Linked DNA regions of Mus musculus: regions 2 and 3 are each linked to region 1. The links are chromatin loops, found by intact Hi-C in ENCODE. Cell type or tissue: heart. All regions are shown on one strand.

The links. A loop is a pair of places that touch in the nucleus more often than their neighbours do. Peaks named below come from ENCODE experiments on the same cell type or tissue, not always from the same donor. Only the 100,000 strongest peaks of a DNase experiment are listed, where the experiment ranks them.
Region 2: it touches region 1 in a loop (2.5-fold over the local background); 2 of 42 quality-filtered maps call a loop at or near these places.
Region 3: it touches region 1 in a loop (2.0-fold over the local background); 4 of 42 quality-filtered maps call a loop at or near these places.

What each region holds. Positions count from the first base shown.
Region 1 is chr1:60,605,646-60,613,645 of GRCm38, reverse strand. It overlaps Gm51626 (a long non-coding RNA gene), which reads right to left. Exons shown (of 2, transcript XR_003947834.1): 2 at 6,587-6,944. Among named protein-coding and RNA genes, the nearest start is that of Gm38388, 10 kb to the right of the region's middle. In heart, no CTCF peak of the experiment used is centred here; DNase peaks (open chromatin) are centred at 1,505 and 4,465; H3K27ac peaks cover 2,320 bases.
Region 2 is chr1:60,716,495-60,724,494 of GRCm38, reverse strand. No RefSeq gene overlaps it. Among named protein-coding and RNA genes, the nearest start is that of Cd28, 26 kb to the left of the region's middle. In heart, a CTCF peak has its summit at 4,120 (motif pointing left); DNase peaks (open chromatin) are centred at 5,704 and 7,724.
Region 3 is chr1:60,805,071-60,813,070 of GRCm38, reverse strand. It overlaps the pseudogene Gm11581. Among named protein-coding and RNA genes, the nearest start is that of 2310016D23Rik, 31 kb to the right of the region's middle. In heart, no CTCF peak of the experiment used is centred here; a DNase peak (open chromatin) is centred at 3,590.

The DNA.
Region 1 (8,000 bases):
ACTCCCTGCCATGGGAATAACAGATGAAACCCTCTGAAATTGTAAGCCAGCCCCCAGTTTCATATTTTTCTTTCTCAGAGTTGCTGTGGTCATGGTATTTCTTCACAGCAACAGAACACTGACTAAGACATCCTGGTAGAACTGCAAAAGGAGGTGCTAGGCTATGGCTCATAGCAGGAGCTGTGGGTGAGTAACTTTAAAAAGTAGCTAAGGTCAGAGGGGACTGAGACACAGGAAATATTTGTACAATGAATGCTCTGCTACTTATAAATGTCCCATACCCCACATCCCACTTGCTCCATGGCATTTTATGTCCTGCCTCTCAGCTGAGAGAATATATAGACTTAGTTGCACATGGAAAGTGCCTATTCTCCAGACCATTGACAACCATTCTACATGATTGGCACACACCCATCTCTGGATAAGAGTCAGCTATAATAAGCACAGCTCATATTCAAAACATTCAAAGGACAGAGTGTTAGTAAGCCCAGACCTGATCTCCCTTATAGCATGCAACCAGAAAAGTCATTTCTGAGAAAAACTTTCATAAATGTTTGAACATTTGATGGTCCCTCTGTTGTATTGTGTACAAATATGGATGAACCTAGGAATTGAGATGGACAGATAACCCATCCCCGAGTTTATCACTGTCTTGCAAGTCCTTCTCCAACCAGAAGTTTAGTAATAGGTGGCATTGTCTGTAATTTCAAGAGAAGGAGAAAAAAATGGCTACTATGGATTGAACTTAGCTGTGGATCTTATTCAAAGTACCTTGTACTCATTCCCTAATTGAACATCACAGTAGCTTCTATTTTATAGAACCAGAGAACATAATGAACTTGGACGATCTGTCCAAGATCACTTGCCAAATAATTAGTAGAGGCTGGGTTCAAAGTCAAATCAGTTCGTCTCCAGAGCCTGTGCTGGGAACCACAGCACTAAATAGATCATCAGCTCTTGAGTATAGCAAATGCTACCATGACTGGAATGCAAAACTGACTTAGGAAACTGGCTCGTTTTAGACACACATTCAAAACCCATGCACTGTGTACAGGTTCCAGACCGAGTGAAATCAACTTGACTGCTTGTCTTCTTGTAATAGGTATGAAAGAATCTAAACCTCTCAAAGGGATTCCACAGAGGCATCGAAGAGTCTCCTGATAAGCCTCCTCTAATCAGAGATGTGGGAAAATAGAATCCAAGTCACAGTCTACCCAAGGTAACCATGCTAATGGTTGGTGCAAACGATAATTTTTTTTCCAAGCCATGACTACTGAGCCTGCTGCTCCTGCACACTTTCTTCTGGCCAAACTTATTGTAGTTAGAGAATGCCTCAACAGGACCAGGGTCCTCTGGCATCCAATTTCTACCTTGGCAAGAGCCCAGCCTAAGAAGGCGCTCTTTGGCTCATAAGGACCAAGCCCATCCAAAGCAAACAGTTCCCATCACTGTTTACAACAGAACAAACTTCTTCCTTTAAACAGGGCGAATGTGGAAAATCACTCTGCCAGGCATTGCTTGTTATTTTAGCTTCTGAAGCTCAGAGAGGAGCCCCACCCAGCCAAGAGATCTAGTGCTCCTCCAATGGACAAAGCATAGATTGGGAAACACACCAAATGTCCAATCAGTGTGTGTGAGGCAGCGTTGGTTTCTCTGAAAGCACATCACTGTCTTAACTACTAAAGTGATCTCCACCCAAACAGCCCATTTTAGCTCAACTTGAAAGTTCTCCCCACTTTTCCAACGCTACCCAGAAGAATTACATAATTTGCTGGTGTTCTTCTCACCTGGCATTAGCAAGGAAGAGCTTAGTTAAGTTGTCTGCCTCTCATTCACTTTCACTGTTGCATCACTCTAGACTCCTAATTAAAAGTAATGATTATCACATTATTAGTGAAATGCTTGTAGACAATCAATAGTGCCTGCTAAGTTTCGAAAAACAGGGCTGGAGAGGTGGCTCAGAGGTTAAGAGCATTGTCTTGCAGGGACCTGGGCTCAATTTCCAGCATCCACATGACAACTCATAATCATCTGCACCTCCAGTTAGAGGGGATGCAACACCCTCTTCTGGACTCTGTGTGCATTCATGTACACATGGATTCAAATGCACATGCATTCACATACACATGGATTACATTCATGCAAACACATTTAAAAGGGACAGAGAAGGAAGGAGGGACGGACAGAGAACACCCTCAGGAGGTGTAGTGGGGAGAACTGAGACTTGACAGACCCATGTCTGAAATTCAGTGAGTCATGGTAAGGCCACCGGATGACACACCCAATAGTTGGCAGTTATATGAAATCGAAGAAGGTAAATATAAGAGAAAAGACATACATGATTTGGATATGGATCTTAGTTGTTTTCTTTATCCTCCATTTCTAGTTCTCAAGTGCCAGGCATCTTTGACTGACACGTAACAGAATATTCACTGCTTCAAACTAGAAAATGACTAGGCCAACTAAAATATCAGTGTTAAGTGTACTGGGAATAGCAGTACTTATTTATATGGAAGCTGTTCTAGAAATGGAAACAGCACAAGAGAAAGAGTACTATCCCCATCCCTACCCTACTGAAGGGAGTGGTGGGCCTCAGGGTGGAACAGTAAGCTTGAGAGCTTATTTCTGAGTAAAATACAGTGAAGTATTCAAATGCCTTACAGGGGTTAATCTGGGGTTGTCCAAGCTCCTGGCGGCTGACACTCATGGGCATTCCTGGCTCTGCCATTCTTGCTTACAATGGAGCATGAGAAGGCTCTCTGACAGCATCTGCTTCTCTTTGCCCTGAAGTGAAAGGCAGAGAGTCGATGTCAGCTCTACTGTCAGAGTTCCTGACGTGCTGGCATGTGCTACACAGGGCTCCAGAGAGCTCTGCTCCCACAGACTGACTTTTATATCCTAACCCCAGGAATCCGTGTGTTGTGCATGAAGTTACAGCCTATCTGCTCTGTCAGTCCAGGAAGCAAACAGCACCAACACCAGGCACCAGAGCCATCAATCTGTTTATCATTCCCAAAAGCATTCAGACAACAAATATGGGTATCTTTGTGTACTCCCTTTTTAAATAAGGATTGCTTGAAATGTGAAAAATGTATTTAAATCATTGTCTGGGTTTTTTTTAATGGCTAAGATTAAATTTAATGAGATTCGAGAGATTTCCTTAAAGAGGATGTTCCCTGCTGGCTAGTTTTCATTGTACAGTAAGATGCTATGAAGGCTTCTAGGGGAGAAAAGTCCGCAGCTGAGTCACTTGCCTGTGAACCCTGCAAGCTACAACCACACTGTTGTGCAAACTGTACCCGTGGGGCAATGGTGGTATGACTGTTGTATGAGAAACCAACCACTTTCTGATTAGATTTGAGCCTCATCTAATGCTTAGGAGGGCATTCATACCTAGAATTGTAAATCTGGTCAAAAGCCCATGGCTGGGAAGACCACAGGCCCTGGGGATAGGAGGAAGGGATCTACTACTGTTGTTTTGATAGCGGGCATGTTATCAAACTACCTCCTGAATATTTATACTTATAGAGAAGAGCTTTTCTCAGCCTTGAGCAAGCAGCATCCCTCTGCTCAAGGCGCTGTGAATAAGTGTCTGAGAACTTAGCACTAAACAGAACTTCTACATCACCTTTTTCAAGGCTCAGGGAGGAAGTAGAAAGAATGTTAGGAGCTCGAGGATGCAGGTGGATGCTGTGAAATGCCGTCGTCTGGACATGATACGGCCACTGCACTCGGGGACTTCCAACAACTATAGTCTAACACAAGGTTACTTTTAAACCAGACTTCAAATGTACATGCTCTGAGTCTCTAATACACTGATTAATATTACTGAGCAGGTTTTTATTTTGTTTTATTAAAATACATAATGCCTACCTCAATTCATCTTTAATGTTGTTGAATTAAGCATGTCGACTGTATCAAACCAGTGCCACAAACTTCAGGCTGAGTCAGTTATGTTTGCTTTCTGTTTATTTATAAACCCCGCCTCCTGCCAGAGAGGGCCTGAAGTTGCTGTTACAGTTGGTCACATGAGTCCTTCAACCTCCAAGTCTGCAAAAACCAGTATTTCTGGTTCCGTACTGCCTGTGGAACCTTACAAGTACTGATTCATAGCAACCTGAGACCTGTGCAGACTGGCTCCAAAAACCCTCACTAGCAGATAAGGGAATTACTTATTTCACTAGCCAAGAGGGGAACCAGCCAATGTTCTGAATCCTGTAGACCCTGTGTCTTTGATATCAGTGCAGGGCAAGCAATCACTTCTACCACCACCCCTAAGTGTACCAGGCAAAAAAATATACTCACCTTGAGAGCAAACGCCTCAAAGGCACCATGTCCTTGTCTGTGACTGTCAACTGTCAACACAACCAACATTATCGCTCTTCTGCCAGCTCAGGGACGTCTGGGTTCTGTCATCACTGGCTTTCTTCTCATCAAGACAACTTTCTAAAGGAAGGCTTTCCACTCACATGTTGCCACGGCTTATTGGGAGCCAGGGATTTTCCAGGAAGTCCCTGCTAAGGGGCTGGCTGGACAGTCAGTGTTTGATAACTCAGAGACACAATGTTCCTTTGGGCTCTGAACCTGTGACCTGTCATCTAGCCTCAAACAGTCCTTAGGTAAGAGCTTTCGGAGAAGAAACTTCCTGATTCTACAGAATCTAGGGTTTGTGATCCAAGGGGCAATTTTCTCTTTTAAGCTTGAGTTGAATTAATACTATTTGTAGTATGGCCCTCCAGGCCTGGCTTTTGCTGTTTGTTTGTTTGTTTTTAATGCATCCTTGTTTACTAAAAGAATATAAAAGATATCTTAATTCATTCCTAAACATTTTATGGTTTGTTTTGTTTTGTTTTGTTTTGTTTTGTTTTGTTTTGTTTTGTTTTGTTTTGTTTTGTTTCAGAGACAGGGTTTCCCCATGTAGCCCTGGCTGCCCTGAAACTCGATCCGTAGAACAGGCTGGCCTTGAATTTAGAGATCTGCCTGCCTCTGCCTCCCGAGTGCTAGGATTAAAGGCAAGTACCACCACGGCTGGGCTCTGGTTTCTAATTAAAGCTAATCCTGACTTTCTCCCACCCTCCTGTAAAAATCTTATGGGTATAAAGTTAAGAACAGTTTGTCCTGCAGTGGTTCAACTTGAAGATTCACATTAAAATTCTCCAGACCCCTTTCTTCAATCAGCCTTTCTTCCTGAGATACATTACTATTCCTGATGAAGGGAGTAGGCAGTATTGGCCCTCCCCTCGTTACTGTTGAGGAATTTCACTCTGGGATCTCTTGCCTCTGCACTTCTTCAGATTTGACTGACAGCTTTTCCTCAATAGCAGAGTGGCTTCAAGACTTACAGAAAAAACTTTTCCTCTCAAAAGACTATTTTTCCTCTCCCTGTATCAGAAAGTCCTTCACCAAAGCAACTCTACATTATACACCCAGCATATTATCTAACATATAGCAATATCAGTAACTTCTAAATGAATGGTTGGATGAGAACCTTTACGAATGAAAAATGTTTCCTCTCTTCCATCCTCCTCTTTTAATTCCAATCTCCTGGGTACTCTTTCATTCACTCTAAATTGTTAATTCACTCAGTGGGTCTTTCTCAGAAAGCTTGTCAAGTTGAAAGGAAGGAGACTTTCCAAGTACAAATCAAAACATCCTATCATAACCCTCACAGCCTTAATATTGATTGGCAACTGGACTGCATCTAGATTCACCTAGGGTAAAGCTTCCAGGCACACCTATAAGGGGTTATCCAGTTTAGATGATTTAGGAAGAGGCATCTTAACCTGTTCAAAGTACCAAGCCCATGAGCTGGGGTCCTGAACTGAAACAAAAAAGGCCAAGCACTAACATTCATCTCCCCAAGTCCTGCCTGTGGTACAATATGGCCAGTCACCTCGTGTTCCTGTCACCACGCTGTCCTTCCACATACCTTTAAAATCTGAGCCAAAGTAAACCCCCTCCTTCCCTAAATGGCTTTTGTCAGGGATTTTGTTCCAACAAGACACATGACTAACACGAGTGTTAACTCCACACTCAACACTACTTTCAATGCGTAAACGTAAGCACCTGATTGTCTCTGGTGTTTCCACTGCTAGTTCTTTCAGAGCTGTCAGGACTCTCACAGAGAACAGGGATTTCTGGTTGCTCAGTCTTTATGAGCACACAGAATTTGAAAAAGGGGGCCATCACAGTAGATGGCCAAGATGAAATTAACTCAATGGTATTTTTGTAGACATTTTGTCTCATAGTGCTTTGTTTTTTTGTTTGTTTGTCCGTTTGTTTTGTTGGATTTTGGTCTTACTGGTCTTTTGCTTGCATATCATGGCTTCGGATTTTATGTTTTTATGGTGTGTGTGTGTGTGTGTGTGTGTGTGTGTGTGTGTGTGTGTGTGTTGACAATGTCAAAGATAGTGGTACAAATCAGCCTGGGCCATACTGAAGGACAGCTCTTTGTAGTAGTCATCTTCCTACAGAAGATGAAACAAGAGGATTAGGAATCCAGGATGGGCTACACTGAGGGATCTTATCTCAATTAGAAAAAGAAAGAAAGAAAAAGAAATTTTAAAAAATGAGATGACATAAAAAATATATTTACTTAATATCTTTATTTTACCAACAAGGAAAATAGTGCCTGAAAAAAAAGAAGATAGCATTTGCAATGGTACTGGAAATTTTTCATAACAAAATCACATATTCTTTCTGCTTCTTTATTCCTATCCAAAAGATCTGTTTATCCATGCCTCAAAAATCAAATGGGAGCAATTGAGAAATAAAAGATGTCCTCCTTGCAACCTCTTCCTTTCCATAATTATCAGCAGTTAATCCTACTGAAGAAAGCAAATGGAGATGTTTGCCATCGAGTCATGTGACCTTCGTCTCATTACTGCTTCTTCAACCACGCAAGACACCACCAGCAGAAAGGTCTGTTGTCCAAAAATCGGTCCCTAAGACAAGAGGAGCAATCAGACAGATTACTAACCAACCGGAATGGTTTCGCAGGAAGCCATTGGATCTAGAGACTTCTCTGTTGCCATTTGGGATTGAGCCTAGACATCAAGATCCACTCCTGTACCCAGTGATAGGCAGTTTCTATTCACTGTATTAACAAGTGTGAATAACAAGTGTGAAGACCAGGCACTCCATTATCTCAAGGAGAGTTTGCATAATTATGTGTGCTGACGCCTCAGATAGCCTTGCCAAGTGGTATTAGTGAGTTAGCTCCCTGACATTAAGGGGCCCAGTAGTTGACCTAACATAAAAATATCTGACCTTGGGGTCATTTGTCTTATAAATGTCAGTGAATTTTAAATAATTAATCCAGCTTTTACATCTACTGAGATGCTCCCTCACCCATCACCTTCTAACTACTGAACTTTGCTTGTTCCTCTATCTTTATCCTCTCAGAGCACTCAACTATAACCCTCAGCAGCTTAGCTTCTGTCTGAAACCCTGTAGAAATCGCCTCACACTGTGCCCTCCAGGCTTTTCTATATACATAGGCCATTCCTTCAGGGTCTAACATTACTTCCTCTACTCTATCCTGTCCTCTGAAATTGGGTTGTCCCTAAATGTGTGAGTGCAGAGTAGACATGTGTGTAGGGGTCAGGACAACCTCAGGTGTTAGCCCTCGCCCTCCACTTGGTTTGAGCAGGATCTCTCTCTCTCTTTCTCTCTCTCTCTCTCTCTCTCTCTCTCACTTCAGGCTGCCTGGCTCACAAGCTTCCAGCAGCTCTCCCGACTCAGCCTCCCTTAGCAGCACACTGGGATCACAAATGTGCACTACTGTATCCAGCTTTTACATGATCCTGGGGTTCCTAAGCCAGGTCACTCAGGACATCTCACAGTCAGGAAGCCCTTTACACCGAGTCTTCTCCCCAGCCCCTCTCCGTAGTTTTTCTTGGTCCACAACTTCTACTATTAAACCTGCATGTGCAGCCACATCACTGGACTCAAATTTCCCCTAGACAGGTCTCCACCCACCTCTAGGATATCTAGGATAT
Region 2 (8,000 bases), 110 kb before region 1:
ATTGCAAAATCAAAAACTCATCTACACTACACTACTAGAACACAGTTGTCATCAATCAAGCATGGTGGCACATCTTTAGTGCCAGCACTCGGGACAGAGACAGAGACAGAGATAGGCAGATCTATGAGTTCACGGTCATCCTCAACTACAGAGTGAGTTCCAGGACAGCCAAGCTGAACAAAGAAACCCTGTCTTGGAAAAAAAAACCCAAATAAACAAACAAAACAAAAAGAAAACAGTTTTCAAATATTTGAGGGAGGGGTCAATATGGTGGTGTTAGTTTGGGGGGGTGTCTATGTGTGTATGTTTTGAGGGGGATCAGACTTCAAGCCTTATTCATAAGAACGTACATTGAGCTACATTCTACAGAGCCTTTTTTAGTTTTCTGATACAGGGTTTCACTGCATAGCCCAGTGAAATTCCCAGCTTGGAATCCACTCCAGTCCTGCCTTGGCCTCCCATTAAAGCTGTATACTTCAACACTTGGCTTTAATTTTTTTCAAAGGAATATTTGCATCAAATAATGTGGTAAGAAAATAATTTGTGATTTCTACTGATGACAAAGTCACAAGTTAAAGTAAAATTACTGTGGTTCATTGCCTAAATATATCATTGCGGTGTTAAATTTCAGTTAGAGAGGATCGTGAAAAAGATGTCATTTTCCTCACTGAGTTTATATAGATGTCTCCCTAAAAAGCACTGGATAAGGCAGAACATCTGACAGTCATTAGCACCTCATATACCTACACATGAATCATAAACACAAACTCGCACATACACACTCAGCACTGTATCATCCCAGACCTGGGATCTGAACACATCTTAATGACATGCATGAGAGAGGACACTTCCCAAATGGCTGTTATTCTAAAAGATGGTGAAACAGACAGTGTAAATAACATCATACACTTCAGCCTCAGTATGCTGCAGAGCTTCCAGTTCCAAATACTGGCTGACTGTGGATGATGGCTTCCACCATGGCTCTGATGCTTGGGCCAGGATCAGAAGCTCCACCAGTCCACTTGTCTAGTTTTTTTTTCTCCCTTGCATTTTAGATGTAGTACAACTTTCCATTCTGACCATTATTACTCAGTTAGGATGAGACTTTAAATCCATGATGGGAGGACCTCACCCACGCCCCGAATCCTTTTTTTTTATAGTCTGTTTGTTTTTTTATCTTGATGTGTATGTGTGTATATACCATGTGTGGGGAGCATATGTGGAGGCCAGAAGAGAGTCTTGGATCTTCTTTAGTGATGTAGCCACTGTTAACCATGCTCCAGTAAATACACCCACCCCATGCTCATGAAAGCAATTCTAATTAGACTCACTGAGTCACATCCTATATCCTCCAAAAACCAAGAAAATGCATGAAAATAAGGGACAAGTTTGGGAAGAGGAGGGGGATTCAGCAGAAACAGGCAGGATGTATGAGGGTGTAGTGGATGCTTGTGAGTGTCCTGGTTTGCCTTCAATTGCTACAGTAGACACCATGACCATGGCTCTTGTGGATCCTGTGAGCCATGCCATGTGCGTACTGGAAACAAAACTCAGGTCTTCTATAAGAATGACAATCACTCTTAATAACCACTGGACCATCTCCCCAGCCCAAACAATTCTTGTTCTAGATATAGAAATGAAGCCCCAACTTCTTGAATACATTCAACACATACCTTTGCATATTATATCCTGTGAATAGATCTGAACATTTTTGGAGGGCTTTTGCCAGTTAGAGCACATACTCCCACACCGTAGGAGACTCCTAACATTGCGTTTCCTTTTGCTTTCTCCCCTAAAACAAGAATTCTTTTCAGCCATCAGGTCATTAAGATTACTTCCTTCCACTCTGTGATATATGCTCTTCTCCTTCACTCTCCCCAAAGTGTATATCTTCTCCTGACAGAGTTTTTCGGTGGTGGTGGTGGTGGTTTGGTTTGGTTGTTTGGTGTTTTTTGTTTTTGTTTTTGTTTTTTGGAGAGGGTGGTTGGTTTTTTTTTTTTTTTTAGCTTTTTCTTCTTTTAGTCTTCTTTCATTTTTTAAAAATGTTTTATTCTTTGACAATTTCATTCATGTTTACTATATTTTTGGTCTTTTTTACTCTGCCAGCTAGTTTGTTGTTTTTTGTTTGGTTGATTTTGGTTTTGTTTTGTTTTGTTTTTGTTTGTGTTTGTTTGTTTTTTTATCAGCTTGACACTAGCTAGAGTCTTCTAGGAAAAGGGAATCTCACTTAAGAAAATGCTTCTATTCAGATTGCCTATAGCCAAGTCAATGGGGCAGTTTCTTGATTAATAATTGATGTGGGAAGGCCCAGCCCACGGTGCCACCCCCAAGCAGATAAACCTAAATTCTATAATACAACAGACTGAGAAAGCCATGAGGGCTCCCAGTGACAAACCTCCTCCAACTAAGTCTTTTCCAACAAGGCCACACCTCCTAATATTACCACTCCCTATGGGACTATGGGGGCCACTTTTATTCAAACTACCACAGTGTTTATTACAGCAATTGAAAGCAAACCAGGACAATCATGTTCACCCATTATAGCCTCTCATACCTCCTGCCCTTTTCTGCTGAATCTCTTCTTCACAACAAGTCTATCTAAGTTGTTTGTTTGTTCGATTTGTTTTGTTATTTACATTCCAAATGTTGCCACCCTCCAGGTCCCCCTCCCAGAGTTCCCCATCCCACTCTCCCTCCCCTTTGCCTCTTAGAGGGTGTTCCCCCTCCCCATCCCCATCCTGGGCATCCCCCTTCCCTGGGGAATCAAGTCTCTACAGGATTAGGTGCATTCTCTCCCGCTGAGGCCAGACAAGGCAGTCCTCTGCTACATATGTGCCAGGAGCCTTGGACCAGCAAATGTATGCTCTTTGGTTGGTGGCTTGGTCTCTGAGAGCTCCCTGGGGTCCAGGTTAGTTGACACTGTTGGTCTTCCTATGGGGTTGCCATCCCCTTCAGCTCCTTCAATCCTTCCCCTAACTCTTCCATAGGGGTCCCCGACCTCAGTCCAATGGTTGATTCTGAGTATCTGCATCTGTCTCAGTCAGCTTTTGGTAGATCCTCTCAGACAACAGCCATGCTCTCTAACAGTTGCTCCTATCAGCAAGCACAACATAACATAAGTAATTGTGTCAGGGTTTGGTGCCTGCCCATAGGATGGATCCCAAGTTGGGCCTATCACTGGATAGCCTTTCCTTCACTCTGCTCCATTTTTGTCTCTGTGTTTCTTGCAGGTATGGAAGAAGACAGGAGGAGAGAAGCCCAGTGGGCCAGGAGAATGAACAGAAATAAGCAGCTTCTGGGGGTGAGGTGTGGGGAACCTCTAAAGTTCCAGAAACCTGGGATGTGAGAGGCTCCCAGGACTCAATGGGGGTGACCTTAGACAAAATTGCCCTGAAGAGACCACCTCCAGTAGACAGACAGGGTCCCCAGTGGAAGGATGGGATCACCAGCTCACCTTCAACATTGTTGACCCAGCACTTTTCCTGTTTACTAGTCTGCCTCTTATTTTTACATATTTATTTGGTTTTGGAGGGTGTGGGGTGTGATTCGTTGAGTCTAAGTAGGATGGCTTTCATGAGCACGGGGAGAATGTATGTACTGGAGCATGACTGACTTAACAGTGGCTAGACCACTGAAGAATATGAGTTTCGCTCTCCTACCAGTCATTGCCTGCCAATCATTCTTCAGGAAGGGGGAGAGGCTTGTGATATGATGTGATAAGCCCTCATCTTGTTTAGGTCTTGTGAAAGTAACTGCAGCTGCTTAATTCATGGGTATCGTGACCATGTCCTATCCACAGGCAGCACTTCATTATTTTCTAGCCCTTGCCTACCACTTCTGCAGTATTCCCTCATCTTTGGAGAAAGTAGCCTAAATGTCCCATTTAGATTAGAGACAAGCACTCAAAGGTCACTTACTCTCTGTAATTCAACCAGTTCTGAGTCTCTGCATTAACCACTGCTCACTGAAAGGAGAAGCTCCTCTGACCAAAGCTGAGGGCAGTGCCAATCTGTAGATATAAAGAAGATATTTGGAGAGACTGGAGATGGCTCAGAGGTTAAGAACACTGTCTGCTTAAACAGAGATCCTGAGTTCAATTCCCAGCAACCTCATGGTGGCTCACAACCATCTGTAATGAGATCTGGTGCCCTCTACTGGCCTTCATAGTTACATGCGGGTGAAGCATTGTATATATAGTAAATAAATTGAAGGAGGAGGAGGAGGAGGAGGAGGAGGAGGAGGAAGGGAAGGCAAGGGAAGGCAAGGGAAGGCAAGGGAAGGCAAGGGAAGGCAAGGGAAGGCAAGGGAAGGCAAGGGAAGGCAAGGGAAGGCAAGGGAAGGGAAGGGAAGGGAAGGGAAGGGAAGGGAAGGGAAGGGAAGGGAAGGGAAGGGAAGGGAAGGGAAGGGAAGGGAAGGGAAGAAAAAAGAGGAAGAAGAGAGGAGGAAATTTAGAGGCAGTTTGACACAATTATCCACTTGGGCTTTTAACCATGTTTACAGAACCAGGCATTAATTCTCTCCTATAAAACAACCCTCAAATCTAAGCAAGAAACAGTTGGTTACCACTTAATAGCCTTGCCACTGTGGCGTTAGTAGGCACATCTTGCCCAGACAGTCGTTTCTAGCCCTTGGTAAATTTTCATTTATTCTGTACTGCACATAACAGTCTATATTTCACAAATGAATATAATTTATAATTATTTTGTAGGTAGGTTTTCGTTTGTTTGTTTGTTTTGTCCATTAGACCTCTATTAAAGGCGAAATTTCTTATGGACAGGAACCATGCCTGATTCGTACATGTCTGCACCTCAACCAAATAGACACTCAACCAAAAATTGGTAAGTATTGAACATTCTCTATTATAATATGATGCTCTACAAGCTGTAATGTATTGCTTCTATAGACTAGCAATTGAGGAAGGTAAGCAGAGTGAAGTGTACTAGACAGAGTATATCCAAAGTTGTCCCTCTAGTTAGATGGATCAGAAATGGAATCCTATTTAATTTGGTTTGATGGTCTGTTACCTGTTGGTCCAACTGGCATATTCACTCCACATGCTGTGCCAATATCTCACAAGGTATAGGTAATCCTGATCCTACTTCTCTGATTCTTAGACAGATGGATATATGAAGCATAATGTTACTTAATCTCTGGAATCATGAAATCTGTTGCCTTAGTCAAACTCTAGTCCTGGATAGCAAAGTGGCCTTTCAGCCAGAGTCACAGTACCAGGACAAGTCAAAATGTAGGTAGAACTCTCCTCACTGGGATCTATTTCTTTGGCAAGCCATTCATTCATCCAAAAATGGTTAACGAGATTAATCATTTAATGAAAGCTGAGAAGATAAAGGTAAATAAAACATCTCAAGTGGTTCAAGGCAGACAAGTGCAAAGTAAGTTTCTCCTTCCAAATTAATCGAAAGAGGATATGTTATATTCTGGTTCATCTAGAATTATCTTCCTAAAACATCTATACACTAGGTACATCAACCTACTTTATAAATGCACCACGGAAGAATTAATGAGACTGTGCAAATATACGTGTACAACCACATTTATTCTTTCATGAGATCCTGAAAGTATACAAAAGAAAATGAACCTCCCACCCACAGACATACAAACCAGACTTCACCATTTAATACAATGACTGTTCCTTTAAGAGATGTCTGGAGTCACTTCCCCACCCAGCCCAATAAGCACAATGGAACATTTTCCTTGAGATTACCTCACTCCCGCTGACCCACACAGGAAATAATTATTTTGGTAGTCTCTCATAAACAGTAAAATATACTTGCTTGAAAAATAAGCTCTTTGACCCTGTAAGTCAGTGGCTTCGTGAGCATACCAAACTAAGTATCCTTCCAAATCCAACAATTTTGTACGTAAATGGTGCCTTATTCTTGAATTGTGGGTTCCCAGATCCAGGCTCCACTTGACAGTTCTGCCAAGATGCCACCACGGACAGTGGTTTCCTTGTATTTCTGCCTAAAGAAGAATGTGGCATCAAAGAAAAATTATATTTCTTTCCTAAGATAGAATTTGGAAATTCAACAGATGTCCTAGCAACAGATTCAAACACAGTAGTCATGGCTGAGAAATCAGCTCTGCTCTTGCATGTATCCATCCTAGGGTGCACCAGAGAAATGCAGCGATGTTTAAAAGAGTGATGGTTTGGAATGAAATTTCTGAGTCTAGTGAAAGATCAAGATGTCCACTCCTAAGCTAACTGAAACCTGCTACCATGTATGTCCCTTTCTTTCACTATAGAATCCCCAAAGACAGCAATGTAGAGGATTCCAAGCAAACTGTCTGTGAGAGGAGTCTGGCTACCTGCAGAAAACAGAAGCATTGGAGCCATAAGGCCATGTTCCCAGTTGAAGGTGACACTAATCTACTGAACACCCAAGTCACTCCCTTGGTATAAAAGCCCATTGGGCAACTGGAGCCAGGGGGCTGTCCCTAAATCTGATGCCTGTCTTTGGATCTCATTTCCCTAACTAAGCTGCCTTGTCTGGCCTCAGTGGGAGTGGATGTGTTTAACTCTGCAGAGACTTGATGTGCCAGGGTTGGGAGATAGCCAGGGGGACCTCCGCCCTCTCAGAGGAGATGGGGAGAGGTATGGGGGAGGGACCTTGTGAAAGAGAACTGGAGGAGGTGAGGACAGTGATCAGAATATTAGATAGATAGATAGATAGATAGATAGATAGATAGATAGATAGATAGATAGATAGATAATGGAAAGGGAGGAAAAGCCTTTCGGGACTACCTGACAAGCACCCAAATTGATTGGAGCTAAAGACAATGGTGTGTTTTCCTACCTCTTTCAACAGTCTGCAACTAAGCAGGTCAGATCAGGACTCAAAATGTCAACTGAAGAATCAGGAACTCAGTTACCTTCCATCAAGTCACCACACTCTTCTCTTTCAGGCCACAAGCCAGAAACTGGAGTATTTCTGCTTATTTCCTATCGACGAATGCTTAGTCACATGACCAATGTAGCTTCATGGTCGTTCCCATTTCCATACTCAGAATTCAATGATAATGAACAAAATGGAAATCAATACCAAGAGACATCCAGGAGTCTACCACACTCCTCAGCTTTCTGATTGTTTCACTTAATGATAGATATGTTATCAGAAGACATAACCTCTTGTCTTACATAACTGTTGTAGTACCCATCCCTCCCAAATTACTCTGCTCATTAGACCTGTGTTAGTTGGATCCACTGACATACTAAGGCATGAAAGATCCTAAAGAATGGAGCCAGGGTTCTTGTGCACAACTGTGTGATAACATCTGGCCAGATGTGTAAGCAAGCTTGCTCTTACCTCTGGAGTCTACCTTGATGACCACAATACCCAACTATTGACCCCATGGTTGTGAGGGTCACCTTGTTTCATTTTGTCTTCCTTTCCCTATACATAATAGGAGAATTATCCAAGGTGACTCCCAGACAACTTCAACATTGGAAAGGAAAGAGAATGTCTCCACACTTCAACTGAAGGTAAACTAGTCCAAGAAAGGACTTACATGTCAACTTGGAACTTCTCTGAGAGCTTCTGGGATGGTACCAAGAAAGAAGCTATGTACAGAGGAGGCTTGGGAGTGACTGGGCCAGTTCCCTTCTTGTGTCCTTTGGAGTTGCTGACTTCTAAAGGCACAGAGAATTCCTGACTGGGACTTCCCTCTGGCTTCCACTCACTGAGGAGGAATGGAAGAAGACTCTCTGGTGAGTGGATTAGAATCCCACCTGGTGTTTACACCAAGCTACAGGATGTGCTTAACATCCTGGCATGAATGGGCCAGTGCTTGGCGGCAATGAACAGCACCTGCTTCGAGTATCTACTTGGCCAAATAAACGAACGATACTCGAATATCAAGTAATTTAAGAACCAAATATATGGATGCTCAATAGCTCAAAGACCTCTGAAAGGCAAAGCAGTAGTGGAAACCACATCGATACAAGTTCTTCCTAAAGGAATGAGAAAAAGACGTAAATT
Region 3 (8,000 bases), 200 kb before region 1:
ATGCAACAGGTCTCATGTGGGAGGTGTTTTCAGAGATGGGGGTGGCGATACAGAGGCTGCCTCTGGTGGAGGTAGAGGAGAAAGGGGGTGGGAAGGAGGAACAGACAGAGCCTTTTTTGTTGTTTTTTGTTTGTTTGTTTTTTTTAGACAGGGTTTCTCTGCAGCCCTGGCTGGCCTGGCTGGCCTCATGTTACACATGCACAGGAGGATATGGGATGTAGCCTCTCAGCAGCTAGTAATGATATGTCCTACTGTTGCTGAGGGCCCTTGGGCTGGCCATGGAGGTGCCTGATTGCTAATAGCTAACTTTCTTAGATAGCCCTAGACTATTTTCCTGGGGATAGTGGCACCCACAGTGATCTGGCCCTTCCTGCATCGATTACTAATCAAGACAAATCTACCAGAAATGCCCAAAGGCCAGTTTAAGCTAGGAAATTCTTCAGTTGAGGCTCCTCCTCTCCCATGACTCTAGGCTACCTCAAGTTGACATTTATGAATAAGGATAGGAAGGATCAGAGCAAATTGGTGAACACTGGGAGAGCAGTGGTCTCACAGAGTTAAATTCTCTTTTTATCACCAGATTTCTCAGAAATATCAATATGTTAATGTGACAATTTGACAGGAATGTCATTGTCTTAGTTTGGGTTTTATTGCTGTGAAGAAATACCATGACCAAGACCTCTTATAAAGGCAAACATTTAGTTGGGGATAGCTTACAGTTTCAGAGGTTTAGTCCATTATCATGGTGGGAGCATGGCATCATGCAGGCAGACCTGGTGCTGGAGAAGCCAAGAGTTCTACATCTTGATCTGACAGCAGCCAGAAGGCTCTCATTCTACCCTGGGAGGAGCATAAGCAAAGCAGACCTTAAAGCCTACCCCCACAGTGACACACTTCCCTACCAAAGCCACACCTACTCCAACAAGGCCACACTTCCTAATAGTGCCACTTCCTGTGGCCAAGCATTCAAACGCAAGAATCTATGGGGGCCAAACCTATTTAAACCACCACATTCCACTTCCTGAACTCTATAGGCTTGTAGCCATAACATAATGCAACTTCAAAAGTCCCCATATTCTATCAATCTCAATAATATTTAAAAGTCCAAAGTTCAAAGTCTCTTCTGAGATTCATGCAATCTCTTAACTGTAATACCCTATAAAATCTAAATCAAAAGGCAGATAGCATACTTCCAATATCACAGGATATACATTACCATTCCAAAATGTCGTAGTGAAGAAATACTGGATCAAAGCAAGACCAAAAACCAGCTGAGCAAACTCCAAACTGCATCTACAGGTCTGACGTCCAACTCCTTTCATCTTTGTTGACTGCAACACAGCTCTTTCACTTGGGCTTTTTCAACTTCCTGTTAGCAGCTTCCCTCAGCAAGTATCCCACATCTCTGGCATCTCTTACTTCTTTTGGGAATCCAAGGCAACTTTAACTTCACGGTTTCTTGTGCCAATGTCTTGGATCCACATATGATCTTCTGGACTCCTCCAAAAGATTTGAGTCACTTCTCCAGCTCTGCCCTCTGTAGCACTCTAGCTCTGACTGACTCCACTCCACTGCTGCTGCTATTCTTGGTGATCATTCCATAGTACTGGCACCTCCAATTTTCTGGAGTCTTCCACTGCAATTAGGCTTCACTAGTTTCTCATAACTTAACGGTGCCAAGCCTCACCTTCTTTGCATTACCCCTTCATTCCTGGGCCATCAACTGCCCAGAGTCTGTACCTTCACCAGTAGTCTTTGCTGTCCTCTCACAGTGCTAAGCCTCAGCTGTTCTCCATGTCCCCTTCATGCTTTCAAAACCAGTTCTACCTGCATGATACTTACACATTACCAAATCTGGCTGCTAGCACAAGGTCTATCTCTGGAACACAGCTTCTTTGTGCTCTCAGAAAATACTTCATAGAAGATTGCACCATAGTGATACTGGTCTCTTCTTAATCACTGCTGTTTTCTTAGTTCCAACTAACCAGTACCAATTGTCCCAGTAACCTCTTCTATTCTTAACTCCAAAGTCAGAGCTGCATGGTCAAAGTTGCCAAGTTTTGCTGCTTGCTTGGTTCTATTACATCATCACCAGCTTTCTGTTTTCTTTTCTCTTTGCAGAACAATATATTTATTTAATAATAAAAAAATTAAAAGAACTGGATCCCTCCCTTAAAGATTGCAGTCTCACCAGCAATGGAGGAGTGTTTTTCTTTCTCCACATCCTCACCAGCATCTGCTGTCACCTGAGTTTTTGATCTTAGCCATCTGACTGGTGTGAGGTGGAATCTCAGGGTTGTTTTGAATTGTATTTCTCTGATGACTAAGGATGTTGAACATTTCTTTAGGTGCTTCTCAGCTATTTGAGTTTCCTCAGTTGAGAATTCCCTGTTTAGTTCTGTTCCCCATTTTTTAAATTTGGTTCTCTGGAGTCTAACTTCTTGAGTTCTTTGTATATAGTGAATATTAGCCCTCTATCGGATGTAGGACTGCTAAAGATCTTTTCCCAAACTGTTGGTTGCTGTTTTGTCCTATTGACAGTGTCCTTTGCCTTGTAGAAGCTTTGCAATTTTATGAGGTCCCATTTGTTATTGTTGGTTTTTTTTTTTTTGTTTTTTTTTTTTTTTTTTTTGGCTTTGAAATTTAGAAACAAGTTTTATTTAAGATCTGAACTACAATTCCTAAGTTATCAACTTTTCAGAAAACTGTGGCTACACAATAATGCATTGCCTCTATCCTGTTAGAACATGCATTAGACCCAAATACAAAAACCAGGAAGGAACCAGAGCATCTCATCACATAGCATTAACACATATTAGAAAACTGTGTAGTGTCAAAGGGATAGAACCACCAGCATTCAAACAATGTTGTCAACTAGGCAATAAAAATGGTCTACTGAATTTTTTCTTTGTCTAATTACTACATACACTGGTAGCAGCTTTGAAATGAGGAAAGGACCTGGGTACTCCTTTTATTTTCTGTCTGCAACAGAACAGGAAAACAATCTGAAACATAAGCCCAGTTTTACATTGACAGTTTTAAAGAACATCAATTATACCATGAAAGGACACAAACAAAAGTCTTTACAGATACCAAACAATAGTGAGTGGTCAGTAGTGGTCACAGAGCTTGCAATGACAGTCAGCAGAAGCCACTTTGTAATCATTGGCAGTAAACATAGAGGCAGAATTCTTTGCCAGATGCTTAAGGAGATCATGCAGATAGCCCAGCCATAATGCCAGGCTTTTTTCATCAAGGGGAGTATACATTGCCCCAATTCTCACGAGTAATCTCAGTAGGTGTGGCGCTCCATAGATCTGCGACATTGACGCGTCAGGGTGAGCCAGCAGAATCTCAGCATACTGAGGCCTTTCAACCTCGCAGAGCAGCTGAGTGCCCAGCATCACATTGAAATACTCTTTTACCCCTCCCACAACTTCACCAAGTGCACGCTCCTTATTATCAACATTTCCCTGCGATTTCTTGCAATTGGCATACTCCTCAAGAGGAGCTGGAACAACCGCTTCTGTCTCGTAACCAAGTCCCAGTCCTCCACCAGCCACAGTTTTAATTCTTCAGGGATCGTCGCCTTCACCTCCATCCTACTCTTGAATGCCTCCTCGCTCTCCACAGCAGGGTCAGCCCATGCCCTTTTCTTCTGAGGTGTCTGAGGAACTTCACTGGTACTGCCACCGTCTCTGTTGCCAGGAGCCTTCTGCTTGTTCTTCCTTGTCTTCCACACAGAACCAGAAGCGTGTTTTTCAGCAGAGCGACCTCCCCATCCTCCGGGCAGGGCCGGATCGAGATTCTTTGGCTGTGAACCAACTGACTTCTTTCCTGAGGCAGCTCCTCTCTCATCTTACTTCTCTGTATATTGCTTCGAGTTGGTTTCTTAAAGTTGTCTTCTTCTGCAGATTGTTGTCCGAGTTTGTGAAGCCTGCTTTCTGGAACTCATTCAACCCTGTTTTTATTCCAACAAAATGTTTCTTCTTTCCCTTCCAAGGATTCCTAGTAATCTCCTAGGATGGTCTGGAGAAATGAAGTGGGAATACAACCCTGTATTCTGCAACTAGGATTGGTTCTGCAACCAGGGTGAGATCTCCTGATCCTTACTGTGTAGCAAACTTGGCTTTTCTGATGATGACCTGAAATGAGAATCCAGCCTCTGTCTGCTGAGTGCTGGAATTAAAGATGTGTACCGCCATGCCTGGGTTTAACCTTTTCTTTATGTCCAAGTGAAAACAATAACTAGGTCATAACCCTAACATGATATAACTATCTCTCATACGGCCAAAAACACATAGTAAATTTAAAATAAGTGGCAATGTCCCCTTTTCAACATCTTTTTCACAAGATGGAAGCTTAGCTGGGTTGGATCCCCCCTAGCCCCACCACCTGAGGTCACCACTCACCCTGTTTGTCTCCTTGAACACAGGATTTAGCTCCATTCCACTTCTCGGTGCCCTTTCAATACTTGAACAAGCATTGTGTACTTTTCCTTTGTAAGCTTCCTATGCCTGATCTAAACATTCTTCATAAGAGTGAATGACAGAACTAAGTCTACACTAAACTTTTTTGAAATTCCCTTTGTCAATGCAATTATTCTAAATCTCTTCACCTTAGCCTCAGACAGACTCTTCAAATGAGGGCAAAACGTAACCATATTCTTCACCAAAATGTCACAAGAACGATCTCCAGGCAACATACTAAAATTCTTCTCTGAAACTTCTTGAGCCAGGCCCCCAGAGTTTGAACCATCCTCAGCATCAATGTCTTCTATGTTCCTACTAGGTTGGTCCATTAAGCACCACTTAAAACATGTGCTGCTTTCTAAATCCAAAGTCTAAAATCTACATTCCTCCAAACAAAAACATGATCAGGTCCATCACAGCAATACCCCAGTCCTTGGTATCAAGTTCTATCTTAGTTTGGGTTTTATTGCTATGAGGAGACACTATGACCAAGGCAACTCTTATAAAGGCAAACTTTAGTTGGGGCTGACTTACAGTTTGAGAGGTTCAGTCCATTATTATCATGGTGGGAAGCATGGCATCACGCAGGTAGACATGGTGCTAGAGGAACCAAGAATTCTTCATCTTGATCTGAAGGCAGCAAGGAGGAAGCTGTCATTCCACACTGGAAGGAACATAATTATAGGAACCCTCAAAGAACACCCCTACAGTGACACACTTCCTCTAACAAGGCCACACCTACTCCAACAAGGCCACACCTCCAAATAATGCCACTCTGTAGTGGGCTTGGCCTAGTGCTACTTGTATTCTAAAGTCAATTTGAGTCCCCAAAATTGTTTGCAGGAGAGAGTCCACTTGTAAGACAGTGAGGGACCCTGCCCCTACTTAACTCTGATTGGTAAAGAGGCCTGCAGCCAATAGCTGGGCAAGGCAGACAGAGGCATTCGCAAACTAAGATAGAACTTGGAACCAAGGACTGGGGTATTGTTGTGATAGGCCTGGCCATGGTTTTGTTTGGAGGAATGTGGATTTTAGACTTTCAGATTCCCAGGCTTGGGGCTGGGAGAGAAGGAGGAAAGAGATCTGCCATTCTGGGAGAGAGGGGAGGAGAGGAGAGACACCATGCCTGAGAATAGTACAAGACACGGAGAGATGGTCACCATGGAAAGAAGCCAGGAGAGCATGGCCCAAAGGGCTGCCCAACTGGGTCCAGAGCAACCAAGGTAAAATATAGAGTTTAGTAAGTGATAACTCAGGATTGTTGGTGGGAGGGGGGTTAGTCACGTGGAGGTTAGGTAGTGGCCCAGTTATTGAGCTGTTTAAGGCACACCAAAATATAAAGGCTGTGTGTGTCTTTCATTCTGGAACATAAGGTTTCATTAATTTATTAATTAATACTACACCACTCCCTATGGCCAAGCATTTAATCACATGAATCTATGAGAGCCATACCTATTCAAACCACCACAGTCTTCTATAATGTTTAATTTCTTACCCCATCTTCTTTAATGCTTTTTCTTCCATAATACCATCTTAAATACACCTTGTCTGTTGGCCCTTCCCTTTTGGTTTCTATATTCTGAAATCATGATACTGAATTCTCAATATGTATTCTGTAATTTTGGCTACATTGGATTTCTATTAACAAACAGAATAACAAATGCTCCAAAAATGTTTTATTGGAGCAAAGGTCCACAACTGATCCCACCAAATATAATAGAGTGTAGTATATGGAGTATAGGATATGGAGTATAGTATATGGAAACTGGAAAGGAACTTGAAGGGCTCTAGGAGGCCCAAAGGAGCAAACACAGGCCTGAGCGCAGCAAACATGGCTCTGACAGGTTTTATCTTTTACCTCTCTTCCCTTGCTAAAAACCATTAGATTATATTCTTAAAACTAGCCACCAAAGTTTGCTCCCTTATTTGGCCATTTCCTCCTCCTGAGGCTGACCACCAAGGTCCAGCTATCAAAGTATCAGTCCAGCAATCAAAAGCCCCCTTTTGGCTCAACTAATTAGCAAGCTTCATCAAAACAAAGCAACTCATCCTAACACAGGGTTTCCCCCTTTCCTTTTATAAACTGCCATTTGCCTAGTGCCCATGTCTGTCTCCCTCTATCTAGAGACAGCCCTTTGTTCTTTTGGAGCAAATATACCTTTCCCTTCTTTTCCCTTCTCTTTGGTCCTCTGTCTCCTGTCTTTCTCTCTTATTCTCTGCCCTTTGTTCCTCTGGGGCAAATAAATTTCCTTTGTGCTGAGAAGTTGGTCTTGGAGTGTCCTGTGCCAACTCTGGTCTTTTCAAAACTATTTTCCAGGATCCAAGCAAGTCACTAGAAATATGAACTATACTGCATGGACAGATCCCCTTCCCAAACTATAGGTCAGATTTGCATAAAAATAATTTGACTGTCAACTCTATTGGTGCCATGAAGTGTCTTAATCACAGTTCTCTTTACTTCTATTTTTTATCTGTGTCTGTTTGGTTGGTTGGTTGCTTTTTGGTGAGGAAGTTTAAATTCACAAATTCCTTGCCTCAACTTCCCAAGTGCTAAGATAATCCTGACAGGCATGTGTCACCAATCCTGCTACTACAGATTCTTTTAAAAGTACAGTTTGTTCATGACACATTTTCAAGTTATACAAAAGTTTTAAGGGTAGGCAGTCTGTGTAATATAGGACTCAGCCATCATGGTATGCACAGTAAGGTAGAAAAGTGGAGCACAGCTTTTCCCTTGGCACATTCCAGGCCTACCTTTCAATCATTTTCTTACTCAGGGTATGAAAAGGCTCCCCATACTCCCTCAAACTCACAGATTTGCTATCTTCTGTTTATACACTCATATCTTACACACACACACACACACACACACACACACACACACACCCTCTTCCCTTCTGTCAAATGTTTTCTCGTCTCTATGACTCAGATCATAAGTTCTTGGGCCAAATCTAATTCCCTTGCCCTTATTTTCCCTTTTTGTATCATGTTTAGCACATATAATCTTTCTCAAACACCCAGAGGCTACCCAGGGCACCTCTAACTACCATGGCTGTCTCTCTAAATATCACCTACACCTTCTTCAGTGTGAGCCCCCCATACTCCCACAAAACTTTATGGCTCATCTGCTCCACTCCAGCCTCAACTGCCAGGTTCAAGCTTCCCCCAATTTGTAAATGACTACCTTCTGCAGAAGCCCGTCTAGAGTCAGAAAAACAACCTTGGGCTTGATTTGAATGTGAAAACCACTGTGTTCCTCTCTTTGCTAAAATAGTTACTGTGCATGGCCCTTTTCAGTTTCTAGACCCCTTTGCCCTAAAAAACATGAAGAAAAGAAAAGCAGGTGGAAAGGAAATCTTGTACATTTAACTCATTCCCTTTGCTACCATGCCTTGTTACAAAGCCTCAAAGACTTAAGAATATCTGAGTTAGGTTGTCAGGTTGCCATCTGCACTACCTGGCTTTATGGCAACTTGACACAAGCTAGAGTCATCAGAGAGAAAGGAGCCTCAGTTGAGAAAATGCTTC